Regions from separate parts of the Homo sapiens genome. Here region 1 is linked to region 2. Evidence: read pairs that join two places in POLR2A ChIA-PET (ENCODE). Cell type or tissue: OCI-LY7. All regions are shown on one strand. Each heading gives the region's core, and the rest is flanking DNA. Links, peaks and the distances in the headings are about the cores only.

What was found. ChIA-PET counts read pairs that join two places held together with the same protein. Peaks named below come from ENCODE experiments on the same cell type or tissue, not always from the same donor. Only the 100,000 strongest peaks of a DNase experiment are listed, where the experiment ranks them.
Region 1: POLR2A ChIA-PET joins it to region 2 with 8 read pairs; 1 of 35 experiments calls an interaction of 5 or more read pairs at or near these places.

What each region holds. Positions count from the first base shown.
Region 1 is chr3:182,788,141-182,791,065 of GRCh38, reverse strand. ATP11B-DT (ATP11B divergent transcript) reads left to right here. Exons shown (of 3, transcript NR_187316.1): 2 at 2,640-2,916. Among named protein-coding and RNA genes, the nearest start is that of ATP11B-DT, 3.8 kb to the left of the region's middle. In OCI-LY7, for the core only: a CTCF peak has its summit at 623 (motif pointing left); DNase peaks (open chromatin) are centred at 615, 1,565 and 2,505; H3K4me3 peaks cover 739 bases; H3K27ac peaks cover 1,319 bases.
Region 2 is chr3:181,995,667-181,998,591 of GRCh38, reverse strand. The region is part of intron 5 of LINC01206 (long intergenic non-protein coding RNA 1206); the gene reads right to left. Among named protein-coding and RNA genes, the nearest start is that of LINC01206, 45 kb to the right of the region's middle. In OCI-LY7, for the core only: no CTCF peak of the experiment used is centred there; no DNase peak of the experiment used is centred there.

The sequences.
Region 1 (2,925 bases), core at 228-2,727, 790 kb before region 2:
TTTTAAGCATTTTTTTAAGAGCAGTACTATACACCTCATGTTCTTACAAGGAGCATAAGATAGGAGAGCGTTTTTATACTGCAGGGGTCAAGGGAAAGCTCTCCCCTTGGCCCTCTGAAGATTTGAAGAAAAATCAACTTGAAAAAGGCAGATTAGAGAAAAGGCATATAAACTTAATGTGCACACAGTGTGCACATGGGGAGAATCATAGAGTGATTGCCAACCCCCTAAGTGGTTGACAAGCTAATATACCATCCTGGCAAAACAGGTTATGGGAGTGGGGAGAAGAGGAATTCTGTTGAGGAAGTTACTAGGGAAGATGAATGGATCAGGGAACAGAGATTAATTAACTTGTATGTTATTTTGTCAAAGGGTCTATTAGGTGTGATTACATTCTTGGTCTTACAGGAAGGGAAGGAAAAACAATTATTCCTTTTGATGGGTCTAGATCTTGGGCAGATAAAGGAACTTCAACTTCATCTTGTGCTTTGGGAGAGATGGTGGAGCAAAGAGGGGAGGCCAGAGAGATTTTGCGGCTTCTTCAGTTCAGCATGTCAAAACACTATACTTGGGATGTTGATTTCTGAGCCCCAACAATACTGTAAGTATAACCACCTGGTGGTGAAATCAGTTTAGTGTGTCATGATCTGTATTTTAAAAAATAGAATAGAAAACAGCAGAATACATGACACAGAGTAAGTACTTACACGTATTGTTTTGTGAATTTTTCATACACATGTACATCAGGTCACAATATAAAAGCAATTTCCTCCTATTGGTTATGGTTAGAAAGGTTTGAAAAACATTGAGATGGCTAAATACAGAACTTAAGGACTTAAGAAGGCAGGCACCAGCTATAAAGGAAAGGGAAAAAAATGCTTGGAGCCAGTGGTAATTCATTCAATCCACACTTATTTCTTACATGTGTTGAGCATCAAATGTATGCATAACAACTGCCTAAAACTAGGAGGAGACGCAAAGGCAACTTTTAAGGTGAGCCTCTTTTCCCTGGGTAGTTTAAAATCTAGTTAGAAAAAGAAGTTGCAGAGGGGAATCAGTTAAATAACAATCCAAGTCAGTATGGGATTAAGTCCTGAAGAACTATACTGACAGTAGACACTCATTTCAGAAAATTGATGTGAGCAATAGCAGTTGGGGAAGGCTTCAGAAGAAAGGAGCTGAATTTAAGCTGAACTTGAAGTGGGAGGATGAAGGTAGGAGGGAAAGACTTTCCAACAGGAAGAAATGCAGGAGCAAATACAGAGTCAAGAAAGCTCAAGATGTTTGAGGTACAACTAACTTGGTGTAATAAGAGGTGAGATTGGGTAAGTAAGGGGAGGCATAGTGTGGGGTGAGTTTCTGTCTAGTCATAAGAGTTTACAGGAAATGGGCAATCTCTGGAATTTTCTGATCAGGTTAATGGCAGGATGAAATCAGAGTACTAGTCCATTGACACTATATGTGATAGGTTGGAGAGAGAAGAAAGGTCAGATAGGAAGTTATTGCAAGAGTGAAACATTAAGTTGAAAAGTGCTGGACTGGCAAAGAACCAGAAGTAACAAACTGTTACAGGAAGCTGTGCTGTGATGCAGGGAAACTGGAAAGTTAAGCTGTACCAAGTGAAGTAACAGAAACTCCGAGAGAGTAAGTTTACCAGCATCTCATAACAACCACTGAATAAATGGTAAATATGGTTCTTATTGTTGAGTAAACTTGTTAATGTAATTCTGTGCTAGTTATACTGTGAGACATGATCATTCCCAAGAGAAAAACATCTCCTAGTTCAGTACAGTATTCTCAGCTATAACACAGACAAAACAAAGAGGGCTGTTTTTCTTGATGAGAACATCTTGGACCATCAATAGGAAGCACAGACTATGATCTTGTTAAGGTCGACATTTGTGGCTCATTCATTCTGGTACCCACAGCGTCTAAGGAGTACTCAGTAAATGTAAAATGAACTAAGAAAGCCAACGACCGAGTATATGGAGAAAAACATCAAAGTGATATAGAGCCAAGCACACTGAATAACTTTAGTAGATCCCAAACTATGCAGTGAGACCGGTGGTCACCATCATTTAGATCCAGGGCACTTCCTGTTGTGTGCCTTTCAGAACTCTTCAAGGGTCAGTCTGCTTGAAGGACACAGCCTCGCCAATCTGTTGCCCTAAATATTTCTATAGTGATGGAGCTATCAGATGGGCATCAGAATCTGCTCTATCTCATTTTTTAAAAGGACAACTTTTGGCTGGGTGCAGTGGCTCACGCCTGTAATCCCAGCACTTTGGGAGGCTGAGGCAGGTGGATCACGAGGTCAGGAGATCGAGACCATCCTGGCTAACATGGTGAAACCCCGTCTTTACTAAAAATATAAAAAAAATTAGCCGGGCCTGGTGGCAGGCACCTGTAGTCCCAGCTACTCAGGAGGCTGAGGCAGGAGAATGGTGTGAACCCGGGAGGCAGAGCTTGCAGTGAGCCAAGATCACACAGCTGCATTCTAGACTGGGTGACAAAGTGAGACTCCGTCTCAAAAAAAAAAAAAAAAAGGACAACTTTTCACTTCCTCAAAATCATCAATCTAGTACTAGGTTACAAATTATTCCATTTAAAAAGCATTTTCCTTCTGATTATCATTTCAGGATTTCCAGACCAGACTTTAGGCAAAGAAAGAACAGACTTCAAGCAAACTTTTCTCTACTGAATAGGATTATATATTTTATCACCTTGTGAAGAATTTCATCAGAAACAACATCTCATTGCATATTTGCATCTTTTCTTGAAAATTCCTCAAATATATCTATTGTGGGCAATTACATGAATTCATCTTTATTTTTTGGCTACTTATGCTTACACAGAACTGATACTCAAAGCCAATGTGAGAATTAGAACTCACAAAAATGATCACTTTTTTGAAAGGTGAGAAAG
Region 2 (2,925 bases), core at 184-2,683:
AAGGTATAGAGAGATTAGGCAACTCAATCAAGTTAATGTAGCCAATGATAATATAAACAGGATTTATGCTCAGCTCTGCCTCCTCCAAAGCCTTACTCATGCCACTAAAACCATCTCACACTGTGATAAGTGCATGTTCAGCAGTACTTGATCTAAACACCAGGATGTAAGGAGCTATAGGATAAGCCCATAGTGTCTTCCTGGGGCATCAAATTTATTCAAATATTGTTGGATATCAAAAGGAACAGGAGTAGGGTGGTATATGATTAATTGCATTCATCAGTATTTCAAAACACACTTTTCACATTAAATTCCATGGTTATATTAGAGATCAGGATGCAATATTTCTATTTTAAAAGTTTGAATAGGTAATGAATTTATACGATTCAAAATTCAAGCACTAGGCCGGGCGCGGTGGCTCACGCCTGTAATCCCAGCACTTTGGGAGGCCGAGACGGGCGGATCACGAGGTCAGGAGATCGAGACCATCCTGGCTAACACGGTGAAACCCCGTCTCTACTAAAAATACAAAAATTAGCCGGGCATGGTGGCGTGTGCCTGTAGTCCCAGCTACACGGGAGGCTGAGGCAGGAGAATGGCGTGAACCCGGGAGGCGGAGCTTGCAGTGAGTCGAGATCGCGCCACTGCACTCCAGCCTGGGCGACAGAGCGAAACTCCGTCTCAAAAAAAAAAAAAAAAAAAAAAAATTCAAGCACTACTAAATGGTATGAAGTGGAAAGTTTCTCTCTCACTTATCCCCCAATTTTCCTCCACACAGGCAAATAATGTACAGGTTAAGCATCCCCATAATTGAATATCCAGAATTCAAATTGCCCCAAAATCTGAAATGTTTTGAGCCCTGACAGGACCCTCAAAGGAAATGCTCATTGGACTATTTTGGATTTCAGATTTTCAAATTAGGGATACGCCACTGGTAAACATAATGCAAATATCCCAAAATCCAAAAAAATCTAAATCCAAAACACTTCTGGTCTCAAGCATTTCAAATAACAGATAATCTATATCACCTATTTATGCATATGCATAAACATAAGATGATAAGTATGTATATAGCCTGTTTTCCCTTTCTAAACACAAGGAGTAAGTAGCCCACTAGACATGTTTTTCTGCACTTTGCCTTTTTTAAAAAAAGCAAAAAATCTTGGAGTTCATGTCTACACAAAAAGTACTTCTTTGTTCTTGTTTACAGTTGCATTAAATTGACGCAAACTTATTTATTTAGCCAGTCCTATTGGTGGGCTCTCAGGACGTTCTGAAAACTTTGCTATTACAAACAATGCTTACATGAATAAACTTTTCATGGATTATTTCACACATTTGAGAATATATATGTGGGACATTTTGCTACCTGTGGAACTGCTAGGTGAAAAGGCATATGCATTTTTAATTTGGATAGATATTAACAAATGTCTTTCTGTAAAAGTTGCGCCAATTGGCAGAGAGCCATTTCTTAGTATTATCAAACTCTTACATTGCCAATCTGATAGGTGAAAAATGGAATCTTGCTGTAGTTGCAATTCACATTTTTTCTTTTATGAGTGGGGCTGAGTGGCTTTTCATGTGCTTAAAAGCCATTTCTACTTCTTTTTCTGCAAACTGTTTATTTCTATTTTTTGCTCTCCTTTAATACGGTGGTGGGCTTATTTAATTGTCTTATAGAGTTCTTTATGGAGAACAGATCTAGCCCTTTGTCTGAGACATGAGTTGCCGAGTTTCTACAGGCCCTAGAATCTACCTTGTCTTGTCAGTTTCCACTAAGAACCTCAGCCTCAAAATGGTAGCACCAGCGCCTGGGACCTGACCATTTTAATGTTGATCCATATACACCTACTCTAACTATCATGAAACCTACTCAGCTGCCTGGTCAAGCTTCCTTCCATAGCTTGTGTTTATTCCCCAGGGGCTGCTCTTCTGTAAGGGACACCTACAGCACCCTGATCTAGCTACTCCCTCTCTAGCCTTTCCTGATAATGTGAGAAAAGGCCAAGAGCAGGCACATATTCTCCACACCAAACCTCAACCCAGGATGCATAAACACCACTATTTCTCATCTGCTCCCAGTATCATGTACAGTGGCTAACATATATTGGACATTTACTATGTGCCAAGTTCTGGTGAAAGCGCTTTACATATATTAACTCATTTCATCCTTAAAAAAATCCATGAAGGTCTTACTATTATCTTCAGCCCATTTACAGAAGATAACACAAATGACAGAAATGTTAAGTTCAGTGGGCCCTCTGTATCCATGGGTACCACAATTAAGGATTCAACCAACCATGGATCGAAAATATTTGAAAAAATATAAATAAATAATAATACAATCTTCAAAAACAATACAAATAATAAACAATATGGTATAATAACTATATTTTACATTATATTGGGTACTATGAGTAATCTATAGATGATTTAAAGTATATGGAGGATGTGCATAGGTTATATGCAAACACTACATCATTTTATGTAAGGAGCTTGAGTATCTGTGGATTTTGGTATCTGCTGGGGGTCCTGAAACCAATCCTCTGAGGAGATCAAGGAATGTCTTGTTGTGCATCAAGAGTCATAAAGCTAGTTATGAAGCCAGGATTCAAAACTGGGCAGTCTGGACTATATACCAATTTAATCCTACCCTGACATTGCTATAAACTTCGGCAGCTATCCTAGCCAACACTCAAATTACATAAATCGCACACACACACACACACACACACACACACACACACACCATTACGGATCAATTTTACTAATGTTATGACGTTAAGAAAAACATTATCCTAGTACCAAAATGATATGAGGCCTTGTTGGGTTTATATAAACCATGATATTGCTAATTAAAGATATTCTGTTCTTTAGCTTGCCTCATTTCAACTGAAAGCCAAATCAATTTGAGCTTAGTCTGGT